Regions from separate parts of the Mus musculus genome. Here region 2 is linked to region 1. The links are chromatin loops, found by intact Hi-C in ENCODE. Cell type or tissue: left cerebral cortex. All regions are shown on one strand. Links, peaks and the distances in the headings refer to the core of each region. The heading gives the core; the rest is flanking DNA.

Evidence for each region. Peaks named below come from ENCODE experiments on the same cell type or tissue, not always from the same donor. Only the 100,000 strongest peaks of a DNase experiment are listed, where the experiment ranks them.
Region 2: a loop joins it to region 1, with 2.9 times the contacts of the local background. A loop is called at or near these places in 5 of 42 quality-filtered maps.

Annotation. Positions count from the first base shown.
Region 1 is chr6:54,714,707-54,723,042 of GRCm38, reverse strand. No RefSeq gene overlaps it. Among named protein-coding and RNA genes, the nearest start is that of Mturn, 37 kb to the right of the region's middle. In left cerebral cortex, for the core only: no CTCF peak of the experiment used is centred there; DNase peaks (open chromatin) are centred at 2,317, 3,304 and 4,014.
Region 2 is chr6:54,798,421-54,806,756 of GRCm38, reverse strand. No RefSeq gene overlaps it. Among named protein-coding and RNA genes, the nearest start is that of Znrf2, 14 kb to the left of the region's middle. In left cerebral cortex, for the core only: no CTCF peak of the experiment used is centred there; a DNase peak (open chromatin) is centred at 4,165.

The sequences.
Region 1 (8,336 bases), core at 65-8,064:
GCCTTGTCTTCTACTGGGATTCTCCAACCCCCACCACGTGTTCAGGCTTCAGACTCCCAAGCCCTATTCAGCACCTGTGGGCTGTAAGTTTGTGTGAGACATCAGGTGGGCACTGGAAATGTCGCATGCCCTGTCTGCACTGGACTTCTTTCTGACTCTGCTCGAGCTGCAGCCTCCCCATGCCCAGTGTCATGCTGACAGCCTCTTAGGACCTGAGAAGATAGATGACCATATAGAAATGAAATGCAAACCCACAGATTTATGAATCTGGGGTAGAGAGTGAAATGTGAACCCTCTGCCTCTTGCTATTCTCCTGCTCCATAGTGGGCACCGTTGGATGTGCACTCTGCTGGATTTCTACTCTATCCTGCCTAAGGAAAACAAAAATGTGTGCTGTTCTGATACCGCCCTGCAAGGACTGTGTCCTGCTCATTCTCTCCGGCTGGCCATGGATAGCAGCATTGCAGCTGCATTAGAACCTGGAGGTCTCTCTGCACCCACTGACCCCCTACTTGCCAACCATCTTACTATGCACAAACAGACAGCTTCTCTCCCGTCTGTACTTCCCTTTCCTTTGTTTATTGCAGCCTTCTTACATGCACATACATCACGCTGGGCATGTTCCTCCCTACGCTCTGACTCCCCCCCTTTTCTTGCCCCACTGTTTTCCTCCCTCATTCTTTTCTTTTTTTGCCCGTTGTATTTTAGTTCTTTTCTTCCTTTACTTTAGGGCCCTATAAGCAAAACAGCAACAACCACTCATATCATATCATATCATATCATATCATATCATATCATATCATATGTGCAGCTATTTCATTAGGATGTCTTCTGTGAAATGGGATGGTGAGGTCAAAGGGCTTGAACTTAGGATCTGACAGAGACTCACAAACAGCCCTTCAGTGTAGCCGAACCATTCCTACCAGTTCTATGTGACAGGACCTCTGTGCTACCACTTGACAGCCTCAATCTCAAATTTGAAAGAATAAGATATTGATGTTTCCTGGTGGCCAGAGAGCCTGAACACATTTTCACATATTGGAAATTTGTATTTTCTGTGCAATGGTTGCCTCTCCGGATCTTTTTTTTTTTTTTTTCTATTGGGTTAGCATTGTGTAATAGTTTTCTCCTGGATTGAAACATTCCATCCTTCAGGGACACTCCTTAAGTAGGAAGGTAAACATTTCAAGATAGCTTCAGGAAGTCCCTGAAGCTGACCAGATGCAGTGGGCCTCTCCTTGCCAGAGCAATCAAAGCTCAGAGCTCACCTCAGATGGAAGGAAGCTGAACTGTAAGGGACACACTCAGCCAAACGGAGCTACAAAGAAGACTCTGAAGCCAGACCAGCTGCTTGGAAGCAGCAGAAGCCAGCTGGCCTGACTGGAAGAGGTTTCGATCAACTAAGTCACCTGGAAAGGACGCACTCCAACCTATGCGAGCTGGGTAGGTTCCAAGCTTTGTGAGATGTAGTGGTGCTGCGATGGAACCTTGGTGACACAGCTATCTTTGAATCATTTCTGCTCTTATAACTAATCCCTCATCCATATTCCTGGACATAACCCCAACAGAACTCACTGGTTCATCAGGTTGGACTTTGTGGCATCTGTACTTTGTTCAGTCCCGGGTTCCCTGCCTGGGGTGAGCAGATGTGTTTGTTGTGTCTCCCCAGGAAAAGTTTTGTCACACAGCAGTTAGTTATTGTAAATTACTTGTGAGAAATCTGAGGCCTAGGGACATTGAGTGGCTTGGTACCCTACAACTCACTACAGGACTTTATCCTTGGTTCTGTGCATCTTCAGAGTGTACACCCACCTGGTTGATGAGCTGCTCTGCCATCTCATGCATGGTTAGGGTTGATTAATGGACAGAAACCTACAGGCTGTGGAATGAAACCAGGTTCACAACCCTAACAGAGGCACAGTCCTGCTGCTTTGCCTGAACTATCCAGCTGTATGATGTCGCTCCCCGGAGTGCTCCTGGCCAGGGCCTAGCAGTCTAGGGTTGGCTAGACATGTGGGAAAGAAGGACCAGCCCATTAGGCCACATGATCAATATGGCCACTATTGCAGCCATGTGCTGGCCCTTACTCCCCATTCTTCCACCTTTAGCAATCGCATTGGCCCTAAATGTATAGAAGTCAGAGCTAAGTATGTTCTAGCTTGTGACCATTTCCCACAGAGACAACTACAGCCTTTGTTGTTCATTTTCCCTAATTCAAACGCAGACCGCTCTCAGGAAGCAACACTCAAAAGGGACACGCTGGTGTCGGCTGCTCTCAGCTCATTTGACACTGTGCCAAGGCCACTTCCATTGTTTGTGACAGACAGTGCCCTCTCTGCCAGAGACTCCAATCTTACCCTTTGGCATCTGTTAGGAACTCAACAGAGTGAGTTCTCTTCATCATAGACCAGTATCCATGGCTGCACTCTCAGCCAAGTCGAAGATCTTGTTGACTGACGAGAAAATGAATTTGATTCTCTTTATCACTCTAGGCTCAAAACCCATCTTGGACATTTGTTCCAGGCATGTCTTTATAGAGGTCGACTCTGACTGCAGGCTGGTGTCTAGAAACAGAGTGAGGTCCTGGTTAGAACCTGCTCCTGCGTGCAGTGGGGGAAATGGTCTGAGCTCCTTGACATCTTTTCTCCAATCCAAACCCCTGTTCCCATCTTGGAAGTAGCTTGGAAAGGCCATTCAGTCCTCTGTAGTGTCTGTGTGGTTAAGTGTACAGTTGGAGGTGACCATGCCTGGGAAGTCAGTCACCGGGACAGAGCAGGCCTGCAAGTTAGCAAGGGGAGGTGTCTGTGAGCTGCAAAGGGAGGGAGGAGGCTAGATGCTGCAAAGGACTAATCATTAGGATTAAGTAAACACAGAGAAGGCAAACAGCATTGAGGAGCACATGGTCCTGCAGAGAGAGGATTCCAAGGCCAGTGGTGCCAACAGAGCTGGGGGTGGCCCCGTGAGCTCTTCCGGAATCCATCCAAAACACCCCTTGATACTCGTGAAGTCGTGGGACCTGATGGCAGATGGCACGGCTCTCTCGGGGACTCTGGGAAAAGGGAGTATTTGGAAAGAGGGCTGAGGACTCCTGGTTCCTGTGAATCTGAGGACAGGTGACTGAGGCTGGACATGATCATAGAGACACAGGCAACTTTGTTTAAGTGGCTGTACCTCCCTGCCCCTCACTACTGCCTGGAAGGCACAAAGGCCGCCGGCCTCAAGGGAAGCTTCTAAGTTCTCTCAGAGTGTACACGAGTTGGCAGCCTGGCGCTTCGCTGTTGCAAGCTGCTCCAGACAGCAGGTGGCTTTGTGCCTGCTTGGCTTCTCCTGGGGAGGCGGGGGCGGGGGGGGTGGGGGGGGGGAGCAGGAGCAGGGCCACAGCAGGCGCTCTTGCCCACCAGCCAGGAGGAGTGGAAGGATACACAGCTTTTGGATGCTCCTGCCTGCTTAGCTTCTGTCCTGGATGATCACACAGAGGCTGGGGTTGTTTGACTTCTAGTGCTTGCTTCTTGTGAAATGAGCAGGAGCAAAGCAGGCTCCACATATCCCCGGGGAGAGAGAAAGCATTGAAATGCATTCATTCACTCATTCATTAATTCATCCCACAAAGGTTTCTTTTTTTTTTTTTTTTTTTTTTTTAAATTTTTTTTTTTAAAGATTTATTTATTGATTATATGTAAGTACACTGTAGCTGTCTTCAGACACTCCAGAAGAGGGAGTCAGATCTCCTTACAGATGGTTGTGAGCCACCATGTGGTTGCTGGGATTTGAACTCCGGACCTTCGGAAGAGCAGTCGGGTGCTCTTACCTGCTGAGCCATCTCACCAGCCCCCCACAAAGGTTTCTTAAAAGCCAGTACTGTGCTAAGCCCTGCGATAACAGGATAGTAGGACAAAATGCTTGCTTCCTGCAGCGCATGCTCCGGCGGGGCAGATAGACCACACGCAGATGAGAGCTGAATGCCTTGTGACTCACTTGGATGTTGCAGTGCGCTTCTGAATGCTGCTCCAGTTGGTTTGTGCAGTGATCCTACTGACACTGTGTGAAGCTCAGGGAGCCGTCTGATCTAATCATAGGCTCTCTGTCCCTTGCGATACTTTCGTTTCCTGTTGCCAACGAAATGTGGTCTTATTGTTCCCCCTATCTCAGAAAAGCAGAATCCTGTGATCAGAGGCCAGGCTTTAGAGTTAGGCAAACCTGGCTTCTGTCAGTTCTACCATGGTGTAGGCTAGCTTAGAGGGGTGCCTTTTACACCTCAAACCTGAAAGTGTCAGTGAAGACAATTATGGTATCTTTATAAGGATTTTCTCTTTGTGAAACAAGAAATGTTAGAGTTAGGAGGGCATTTTAGCCAGACCTGGACCCAGTGGTCTCTTGATGAACTTGGCTCCTTGCTGATGTAGTGAGTAGCCTTGTGAATCTAGAGAGTGGCCTGGTTTCTTGAAGTATGGTCTGTGGACCATAAGCATGCTGACCACTTAGAGTATGTGGAAATGTGCAGGACCCTGAGTGATTTCTCAAAACCTAGATGACCTAAATATTTTCCAAGTGGGTCTGAAGAGCCTTAATGCTTGTGACTTGCTGGTGGTTCATAGTATTGATTAGTGGCCCAAGCTTTTGTTGGTCAGAGTTAAATCATCTTGTAACATCCAACTCTGTTGACCCTCAGCATCTGCAGTGAAAAATTTCCTGTATTGAGGGTTATACTGTGTTCCCTGGGACCTTAGCCTACCTCTGCCCTGGTTAAGGCTTCCACTCAGCACCTTGAGGTCCGTGCTGGTTGGTTTTTGTCAACTTGACACAAATGTAGATATCTGGGAAGAGAGAATCTTAATTGAGAAAAGGCCTCCATAAGATTGGCTTGTAGGTAAGTCTGTGGAATATCCTTTTGATTAATGATAGATTTAGGAGGGCCTAACTCACAGTGGGTGGTACCACTCCTGGGCAGGTGACTCTAGGTGCTACAAGAAAGCAGGCTGAGAAAGCCAGTAAATGGCACGCTTCCTTGACCTCTGCATCACCTCCTGCCTCCAGGATCCTACCCTGAGTTCCTGCCCTGACTTCCTTGGATGATGAAGTACAAGCTCTAAGATGAAATAAACCCTTTTCTCCATGAGTTGCTTTTAACCATGCTGTCTTATTGCAACAATAGAAAAGCTAATTAAGCCAGGGTCCAAACATATAACCAACCACAGTTCAGATAGACTGCAGCATCCATTTATCCCATTTCTGGGTATAGAGCATGATGGATTTATTTTTGTGATGCATGGAATTAAACCCTATGGCCTTTGAGCATTCCAGGAAGCTGGATCAGGAGATAGACTGGCTGGGAGCCTGTTTACAGAGGGGGCCGGGCAGGCACACTAGGCTTACATACTGGGTTCATGGTCCCAGTGACATGGCTGGAGAAGAGGGTGATTTTGCATATCATATAGCAATGTCTGGCTAACTCATGTCCTTTTATGTGAGGCTGGAAGCAAGATTATCTGAAAAAAGCTGTCATTAGGATGTCTCCTTCCCTGATACTGACACTCTGGTCACTGCCTCACGTTACCTGCCTCGAGCAAAGATCCCGTCAATACTTGTGTCCTTCTGTGGACACAGGTGACTCAGATGCCGTCTAGGGTCTTGCATCACTAGTAGAGATGGAGGGGGCTAGGTGCCCCCAAAGAAGAGCCCTAAAACTTGTACGATTTAGTGCCTGAGAATATTTGGGAAGCACTTGAATCAGGAATCTCCAAGAAGTCAAGAATCAGAGAGATAGGATCCTGTGTCTGGCTCTGACTCACTCTCCCTACCAGGCTTGGTCTAGGATTGAGTTGGGAAAGGGTAGCATCAGTCAGTGTGCAGATATTGGAAGACAGAGACACCGACCCCAGAGAAAGATTCCCTAGTCCCTACCTCCTGATGTTGCTGCTCTAAATTACAGCCATCTGAGATGCCCAATAAGAGGCTGTGTGTGCAGAAGATCCATGGGAATGCTGTTATTGTGACAATGGAGCCTAGATCAGGGCTACAGTATGTCCTAGTAGCTTCTTTGTCCAACCTGCTAGCCACGGTCTTCCCCAGCAGTGTCAGGAACCTACCCTCCAGGAAAGTGAGCCACATTTCTGATGAGCATTTATTTGCCTTCATCAAAAGTTCTCTTTTTAATATTTCTTTGTTTTATTCTACATGTCTGACTGGTTATTTTGCCCACATGTGTACCTATGCACCTATGCATGCATGTTACCCACAGAGGCCAGAAGAGGATGTTGAATTCCCTGGAACTATGGATTTCTGTGAGGCACGAAATTGATGCTGGAACTGAATCTGGGACCTTTGCAAGAGGAACAAGTGCTCTGAACCACTGAGCTATCTCTAACCATTTCTAATTTTTAATCTCTCTCTCTCTCTCTTTCCCTCTCTGTCTGTCTGTCTGTCTCTGTCTCTGTCTCTGTCTCTGTCTCTGTCTCTGTCTCTGTCTCTCTCTCTCTCTCTCTCTCTCTCTCTCTGTGTGTGTGTGTGTGTGTGTGTGTGTGGTGGTCTACTTGTGGAATCCAATGTTAAACTCAGTTCCTCAGACTTTGTAGCAAGTACCTTTATTCTCTGAACACCTCTCTAGCCTGCTTTTGCCAAAAATTTTTATCTGCAGTTGCCCACTCCAGCCTCCAAATCGAGCTTTTCAAGAGAATGTGGTCAATTTGTTTTGTCCTTCCAGAGTTTCAGAGCATAGGGTTAGGGCAAGATTTAACCATACCCTGGGGGATATTTTTTGCTGTGCTAAGCAAAGGGTTGCAAAAATTCTGAAGAGTCCAACTTCGCAGATAGATGGGTGAGGTGGGCTTGTTGGCAGTTAGCTAGGTGGTGGTTCAGCTTGCTTCTAGATAACAGATTTAAAAAGAAGTCTGTGGGGTGTGGGGTGTGCAGACAGGCTTCCAACCTACCTACCAGAGAAAACATCACCAGTTTGGTTTTCAAAATCGAGTCATGTATTTTCTCTTTTGGCCCTTCTTATAATCAATTACAGGAAGTATTTAAGAGGTTAGCAATGTCGTCTTTGAAGAAGGGGGAAGTAAGAAATCAGGTTTAGCTCTGCCACCAAGAGACCCACCCCTCCATACAGAACTGGTTTAAACTGGGGGTGAAGGAGAGCAGGAAGTGGGGGTGGTAGGTGGAGAGAGGTTGCAGCTTAGGAGAAAGAAAGCAAAACTGATTGCAGCTGTCAGGGGAGCTGTGGTGAACTCTGTTTACAAATGCCCAGAAGTTAAAGCTGCAAAGGCCACTGAGAGCCATCCTCCCCCCAACCCCATCCCCACTGAGAACACCTGGTCCCAGGGGCTTCACCATCTTCCCCACTATTAGATTGCTTGGCTTGCCACTCTGGTGCTAACACAACGAAGACATGAGGTAGTTGGAATACAACAGCATTCATTCTTTCCCTCTTACACATTTCCATTGCAGAGTACAGGGAAGGGCTAGTAATGTGGGTGTCCTGGGAGCCTCAAACTGCAAAAAATCCTGCCATGTGCCATCCAGCTGACAGGCAGCATGGTGAAGAATTTTCTTTCTCTTCTTATCCCCCTCCCCATCTACTCCTGCTTCTGCTGCTTCTTCTCCTTCTCCTTTTCCCTACCCCCTCTCTCCAGCATCTCACTACTTCAGTCCAGGCTGGTTTTATGTTCTTTAAATAACCTAGGCTAGCCTCTCAGCCCTCCTGATTCAACAAGCAGCATGCGGGGATTTCAGGCACATGCTCAGGTGTTTCTTGTCTTTTTACTTTTTTAAAGCTAACATAAAGAACAGGTTCATTTTAGCATCTCACAAACAGATGTTAGCATCTCACAAACAGATGTTAGCATACTCTGCTCTTACTCCTCCTTTGCCCTTTCTTGTTGGTCCTCTCCCTCCCAAGTCTCCCCTCTCCCCCATCTTTCTTCCATTAAGATCTCATCTTTCCCATAAATCCCCTTTCTACTTCTCTCTCTCTCTCTTCCTCTCTCTTCCTCTCTCTCTCTCTCTCTCTCTCTCTCTCTCTCTCTCTCTCTCTCTCTCACACACACACACACACACACACACACACACACACACCTAAATTCTGCATATAAAAGAAAAGATGGTTTTGCTCTGTCTGAGTCTAGTTTATTTTGTTTGCTTATCTCCACATGTTTTCTAGACCCCTTCATCTGTTGATGGATGTTTAGGCTTGTTAGCTATTGTTGATACCGCAGTAAGAAACATTTGTAGTCTGTTGACTTAGAGTCCCAAGAGCATGTATGTGGTCTTCTATGCTTTAGTACTCTAGGAACCTCCGCACTGACTTCCACAGTAACAGCATCATTTTATATGCCTACCAT
Region 2 (8,336 bases), core at 98-8,097, 84 kb before region 1:
TTCAGTGACCAATTCTAGAACAGCAGTGATTAGTAGACAAGGGGCACTGGCTTGATAAACCAGATAATAGGAGCTGCCTTGCTTTTTATATTTAGTATAATCTAGCTAATGGCTTGTGCATAATTTTCCAAACCACTTAATGGTTTTTTTTAAATGACTTAAAACAATTATCCTTCATGTTGAGCGAAGCAGAAAACATTCAGATTTCCTCATTTGAGGGTGAATAGCCTCGGGAAGGAGTTTAGATCTATCTGAGCAGTAATTCCAAAGACTGGTTTACACACCAGCACATCTGTAATGAAGTGTGTTCCCAGGAAAATGAGGACAGCATGGTAGTTGTGATATATAAAGTGCTAGACTTAGTCAGTGTTTGAAATTACCTATCATCCAGGATGACATATTTTCTTTTTCATGATTGGTAATAGACTGGGTAGAGGTGTTGGTGATCCCTGCCGCTGCCACCACCAACACCACCACCTTCCCTCCTCCTCCTTTTTCAAGTATTTTCTTACATGGGACAAGGAAAAATTGACAATCTGATATTGATTTCTAAACTGTTTTTTAATTTGTCCTGATTTATGAAATCCAGACAGTATGAAACCATTACACAAAATGCCAATACTCCCTGCCTTTGGCTTCTTTTGCTGTATCACACTGCAGTGCTAGACTACACCCCACCAGCAACTTGTCAGCTGCAACTGTGGCTTCCAAAAGGAGAACTGCTTGGCAGAAAGGCTGGGAGATACACGTATCAGACCAAAACCCTACGCAGTTCTACCGGGCCCTCTCCTTCCCTCAGGTGGCATTACCTATGCCCAAGCCTAGCTTAGCTGAGAATTCCTACTCAGAAGCAGCCAAACATTCAGCATGTGTTGGTGGAGCTAGAAAAGTCCTGGAGTCCTCACTCGCTAAGAATTCATCATCTTCCTAAACAAAGGGACGCCTGGAGAAGGCCAGTCCTAAAATGTCCAAGGATCAATGGGGTCTGTGTTTTCGAAACAAAGTCTTGCTATGTAGCCTAAGCTAGCCTTGTTCTTATGGCAATTCTCCTGCCTCAGTTTCCCAACTGTGCTTATACACATAAACCACCAGACCTAGCATAAGGATTCAATATCTCTAACGCCCATCCCTCAAGCTAGAATTTAAATGTCTCTTTGCTTTTCTAGGCAAAGTCATCTCATTATTCTGGGTCACTGCTTCCTTAAGGGGAAAATAACAACAACAACAACAAAGGACAGAGGTCAAATTCTTTCAAACTAAAGGTTCTATCCCATTAGTGAGTCTGGAAAACCATCAAGTCATGCATGACCAGTATACATATACATACATATACATTATATATGTCCCCCTCTCTACGTATATGTATACAAATACATATACCTATATGTGTGTATTAATAAGAATAGTTTTTGAAACACTAGACAGTTTAAAAGTGCTTTCCATTTGTCGAAGATATTGTTTCATATACAATATATATTTTGAAACCTAGTGTGAGTTAGGGCCCACAAACATTTGAGGGTCATTAGATTCATGGCAGCTCTGGGTGGGAAGGTTTGCTGGGACTGAGCACAAGGTTTTGGCTACTTTTGGCAAACATTTCACCGCCGAGCTACCCCAGCCCTCTATATTCGAGAGGTGAACTCTATAATGCCATACAGCCCAAAGCTCTATGACCTTTTACTATGAGTCTCACTTTGTGGCCCAAGCCAGTCTCTAGTTTATGATCCTCCGATATGGACCTCTTCGTGCTGTGTCTACAGGTTTGCACAACCATAACGACGCTATCAAACTTATTTAATGAACATAGAACCCTTTCTTCACCATATAGCTCAGCATCACCCTGGCCAGGTTGAAGAGCGCCTCTTCACCCTACCAGTCACCTAGACTGTACCCTCCAAACAATCCCCTGCCTTGACTCCGCAAGCAGAGTGGGTGTCAGGCTGCCGCTGGGACTCCCAGGGTGGGCAGTAGCGCACTCAGTACTTCTGATGTGGCCGTTGTTTGCCCTCACCCAGGCTTATACAGCATGCCACTGACAATCCGAGGGGAGCAAGGGAAGGGAGGGAGGGAGGGAGGGAGCGAGCCACAGCTGTATTCAGCCATCTGTCGGATCCCAGAAGTTTGTGTTTCCTTTGCCCCACATGGGCCCTGGGCTGGGAAGACGGATGGCAGGGGATAGAATGTATACATCACTCTTATTTCACCACGGCATTTCAACAGCAGGGCGTGTTCTTATTACTCTACTGAGTTCACGGGGGCAGGATTGGGCAGTCGCAATTTTTCTCTTTATTAGTCCACAGATGAGGAAGAAATAGATTTGGCTCTGACATGTTACATTTTTCTCGAGCAGATCCCACATGAAAGGTAAAAGTTTTTCCTTCTGATCAGAGCCAGCTGGAAATACTCTTGACTTCCTGCTGCGTCAAAGCCCCCTTTAAAAGACACTTTGGGGACATGCAGTGTGCCAGGTGTTGTACCACAGTCACACTGAGAGATGTGAGAGAGATCTAGAGAAATTGCTACAGGTGTGTGTGCAGGGGTAGCGGGGAGAGGGAGGAGAAAGGCTCCTCTTTGCAGATGGGGAGGGCAGCAGATAGGATATGCAGGTCCACGGAAGAGAGACGATTTGGCTTAGCATGGAAGAGTATGGATTTGAGCGGTGGGAAATGGCAGAAAGCCTTCAGGATGAGAGGAAGACATGAATTATAGGAGGAAGGGGTAGCAGGTAGCAGAGGCCATACTGTAAGACAGGTAAATCTGGCTTTTCCCTGACAGCCATGAGAGGATGACCACTGTTCTAGGTTTCTATGGTCATGATAAAGACTGTGACGAAAGCAGTTGGGGAAGAAAATTTTATTTTGCCTTACAACTCTCAGGTCACACTCCATCTTGGAGGGAAGTCAAGGCAGGGACCCGGAAGCGGGAAGGAAAGCAGAACCCATAGAGGAATGCTGTTATGGACTTGTTCCTCATGGCTTGCTCTGTCTGATCTCTTTTTATCATGCAGGACCAGCTTCCCAAGGGTTAGCACTACCCACTTTGGACTGGGCCCTCCCACATTATTTGCTCATTAAGAAAATACCCCATAGACTCGGCTACAAGCAATTTAATGGGGTGGGGGTGGGGTTCTTATTTGAACTTTCTCTTCCCCCGATATGTCTAAGTTTGTGTTGAGTTAATGAAAGCAACCAGTGCTACCACATAAAGCATCATTTACCCAGGCCACTTTGGAGAATGAGTTGGTATGCCTGCCAGGATAAATCATCTAGAAGGAAATACAACATTCGAAGGCCAGAAGGGACCAGAGGTTTTGGAAACTTCTAAGTGCAGACCCTGAACAGATCTATCATAGAGGAGATTCTGAGAGCATTTCTGTTAGAAAGGGGGTGGGGATGCCCACAGACCCAGAGGTAGCTAAGAAGGCAAGTAATGGAGAGGAAGAAGGCACAGAAAAGATTCTGCCAGAGTAGGATAGATTGGACGTGGAGGCACACTGAAGAGAAATAGTTTCCTAGTTACCTCTCTATTGCTGTACCAGTAGAAGAAAGAGACTTCTTCCACATCTGTTAATACTTCCAAAACAGTTCTACCGAGTGGAGACCAAGTGTCAACTATATGAGCCTGTGGGGTCATTACCATTCAAATCATCACAGGTTACTAACAATGACTCCGGATCTCCAGGCTGAGGGTAATATGAAGACTTGGGGAAAAAAAAGAGGAGAAATGACTCTTGTCGGGCATGTTTGGTTATAGATACTGCTAAATCTCCATGCTGGTATGAGTAGGCAGTTCTAACCCTAAGTGTAAAACTCAGAATTGGGAGGTCAGAACTAGGAGTGTGCAGTTCACAAGTGGAGATCAGAGACACAGCTGAGGGCCAGCATGCTGCTAGGTAGATGGTACAGAGATCACCACTGGAAAAGACAGAACACCCAGAAGACAAGGAGGACTTCCAGAAGTGGCAAATAGCTGGTGGGAGGAGTCAGGGAAGGTCTAGGTACAGTCAGCATCGGAGGAAAAAAAACAAGAGTGAATATATCCCAGAAGGCAATAGCATAAGGACATTTTAGAGATGACGATCAGTTCAGTCGTTCAAGACTGTCAAAAGTAGCCAAAGGGTACAGAATGATGAATGCTGGCAAGCAGCAAAACCAGGCGGAGGAGACCATCTGTCACTTGGAAAGGAAAGACTCTTCTTTCCCCCGAGTTGGAGAGGTAAAACAGCCTGCAGCATGGGAACGAGACAATTAGGACCATCTTTTCAGAGGTCCCAGTGATAGGCAGGGGAGGGAGTTTCCAACGCCTAGCGGGAATGCAAAGTTCCCAACTTCAGTTTGCTCATACTGTTTACTTTTGTCTTGTGTGAACATGCAGTCAGAAAATGAAAGGAAAGGCAGCAGAACCTGTCCCAGGTCACCTGGGTCTCCCTTTCACAGTTTTGCGAGATGAACTTGGAGTAGTTTTCACAGTCATAACTGCTGAGCCTGTGTGAAATGATTACACAGAGTGTTTTCAAGCCCTAAGTCTGGATGTCTTGACTTGCTTTCCCATATAACCTGACAGAAGTCCAGTTAAGACACTTGAATATTATCAATCACTTTTCTGTCGCTGTAATAAAAACACCATAAAAGCAACTTATAGAAGGAAGAGTTTATTTGGAGCTTTCAGTTCCAGAGGGATAAGAGTCCACCACCGTCATGGTGGGGAGCATGGTGGCAGGCAGGCATGCAGGCAGGCAGGCATGCAGGCAGGCAGGCATGCAGGCAGGCAGGCATGCAGGCAGGCAGGCAGGCGTGGTGCTGAGCAGCAGCTGAGAGCACAAAGCTTGATCCACAAACAGAAAGCAGAGAGAACTAGCTGAAATGGCATGAGGCTTTTAAAACATCAGAGCAAGCTGGCCTACAGTGGCATACCTCTTGCAACAGGATCATACATCCTAATCTTTCTAGACGGTTCCAGCAGTGAGGGACCAAGTATTCAAACATAGGATTCCATGGAGACCATTCTCATTCAAGCCACCACAGATATATAATGCACATGAGTGTTGGAAGTTGAATCTCTTATGATGATAGCTATTAAACCGTCTAAAACATCAACTAAAAGAAGTTTACAAAGCCAGGCACAGTGGCACACACCTTTAATCCCAACACTCAGGAGGCAGAGGCAGAGGCAGAGGCAGGTGGATCTCCATTAGTTTGAGGTTAGTCTGGTCTTCAGAGTAAATTCCAAGAAAGCCAGGACTACACAGTGAGAACCTGTCGTAGAAAAAAAAATAAGATTTCATACTCTGGAGACTCTGCCTCTTGGTGCTGACCCAGCTTAGCCCTTTTCCATGGAACCTCTCAGACGTCCCTTGTAGCTCATCTCCTTTCCTTTGTATGAGCTTGTGGCAATAATCAAAAACCTTTTTTTTTTTTTTAAACCACAGAATCCCAGTGGCAACACTAGGCTGGGAGTCAGGTTGGTGATCTTCATTATCCTTCCTGTCTTCCATTACAACCTCTCTAGTCTCACCTGCTTGCAGGTACCTCTTCTCCTACCCCAACTCCAATCACTTGAGACTCCACCTTGTACAGACACAGGGATACTCTAGCCCTATCATCCTTGTCTCTCCAGAAATTTTGTTTATCTTATTGCAGCTTACTTTCAGGAGCCCCCTCCTATAACCATATCTCCACTACCTAGGAACTCTACCTCTTAGTGTGGACTGTATCTCCCTAGCTCTTTCCCATGGCCCTTAACACTCTTTTCTCCCTAGCCCATCTTTATTTCTCTCAGACACCCACAGACATGTAGAAGTACTCTCTGCCATGAACTCACAGTTGATACACTTACTGCTTAAGATCCTAAGAGAGCAAAAGCAACCAAAAACTGAGTCACCAACATGGCAAAGACAAGACCAGATACCAAAACCTACAAACACCTCAATCATCCTAACTCCAGATACCTACACCCCAAAGCAAAAACACAAACTCAACAACTAAGACAATTTTATTCTACTAGAGACCAGTAACCCTACTATAGTAGGCCCTGAGCAATGTAAGACAAGGACTTCAAAATAGCAATTATGAATATATTCATGGACATGAAAGAGAATATGAATAAATCTCTTAGTGAAAACTGAAACATAAAGAAACAATTGTCTAAAATGAAAAAAATTCAAGACATAAAGGAGAATTTAACAAAAACTGAAATCATTACAGAAAACCAAACTGAAATTAAACTGGAAGTGAAAAATTTAGGACGTCAAACAAAAAACCTCAGAGGCAAGCCTCACCAACAAATTACAAGACATGAAAGAGAGAATCCCAGATGTTGAAGACAAAGCAGAAGAAACAGTACCTCAACCAAAAATTGTTAAATCTAATAAAATATAGGCACAAAACATCCAGAAAAATCTTGGATACCATGAAAAGACCAAATCTATGAATAGGGACAGAGGAAGTAGAAGAAATCCAGGTCAGTAGCACAGGAAATATATATATATTTTTTTAACAAAAGCATAGAAGAAAATTTTCCTAACCTAAAGAAGGAGGTGCCTACCAGGGTATAAGAAGCATACAGAACACTGAATAGAGAGGTCCAGAAAAGAAATTTCCCATTACACATAATAATCAAGACATTAAATGTACACAGCAAAGAACGAATAGTAATAGCTGCAAGGAGAAAAAGACCAAATAATACATAAGAGTAGCCTCATTAGAATAACACCTGACTTCTCAATGGAGACCTTGAAAGCCAGAATGGCCTAGATGGGTGTTATACAAATTCTAAGAGATCATAGATGCCAGCCCATACTACTGTACCTAACAAAACTATCAATCATGGTTTCCAGAGAGAAAGAAAAACATCCCATAATCAAACCAAATTTCAAACAATAGCTATCTACCAATACAACTCTTCAAAGGGTACTTGTAGGAAAACTTTAGCCAGAAGAGGCCAACCATACCCCAAAAAATGTAAGGAACAAACAATCCCAGACCAATAAGTCAAAAATGGGGCTATGTCCATATCATAACAACAAAATAACAAGAATCAATGAACACAATTTCTGTTTGTTGATAACTCCCAATAAGAGACAAAGAGAAAAAGACTAGATTAGAAAATAGGATCCATCTTTCCTCTGCATCCAAGAAATACACATCATCCTCAAGGATAGAAAATACCTCAGGGTGCAAGGTAAAAAAAAAAAAAAAAAAAAAAAAAAAAAGCAAATGAACCCAAGTAGCAAGTAGGTAGCCATTTTAATATCTGAGAAAATAGACTTCAAACTAAAAATGATCAAAAGAGGTATGGAAGGAGATTGCATACTTATCAAAGGAAATATCTACCAAGAGGATATTGCCAGTCTAAACTTTTATACACCAAATACAAGGACAACAAAGTTTATAAAGGAAACATCACTATAGCATAAAAATAGAATAGTCACCCTTACACCATGATAGTGGGTGTGGTTGTTATTTTTGGTTGTCAACTTGACTTCATCTGAAATGAACTAAAACCTTAGAGGCTAAGTACACATTTAAGAAAATTTTCTTAATTAAATCATGTGAAGGAGATGGATTAGGATGCTAAATGTGGATCTTTTGAGGCAAGAAGACCCACCTTGAATTTGGTTTTATCATGGGATGTTTTTCTTTCTCTGGCAACTGTGATGGATAGTTTAGCTGGGTATAATAGTTTCAGCTGGCATCTGTGATCTCTTAGAGTTTGTAGGCCATCCATCCAGGCCATTATGGCTTTCAGGGTCTCTATTGAGAAGTTATGTATTATTCTAATGAGTCTACTTTTATGTGTTACTTGATCTTTTAAATCTGGATTGCACCTTCTGGTGGTAGCTTATATAAAGCACATGGAAGAATGAAGTGCTTTTACTTTGCCTTCTTGCCCCAACTCTTACTATATTCATTCACTGGTATTAGAGCCTACTTCAAGATTCTGGCATATACTTAAGACCAGGTAAAAGTCTAGCCTTGTGGGCTGAACAACTACTAGATTCTTGAACTCTTCATATCATGAAACTATTGTTGTAATAATCAGACTATCCGTAAGCCATTCTCACCAATAGACAGGCCATACAGACAAAACTAAACAGAAAAATGCTAAAGTTAAAAGACACCATGATTCAAGTGGACCTGGGAGTTATCTGAATGTTTTACCTAAACACCAAAGAATATACTTTCTTCTTGGCAGCTCATGGGACTGTCTCTAAAATTGACCACATACTTGGACACGAAGCATGTCTGTCTCAACGGATAGAAGAAAGCTGAAGTAACACCCTGAATCCTACACCATCATAGATTAAAGCTAGATATCATCAACAACAGAAACAAAAG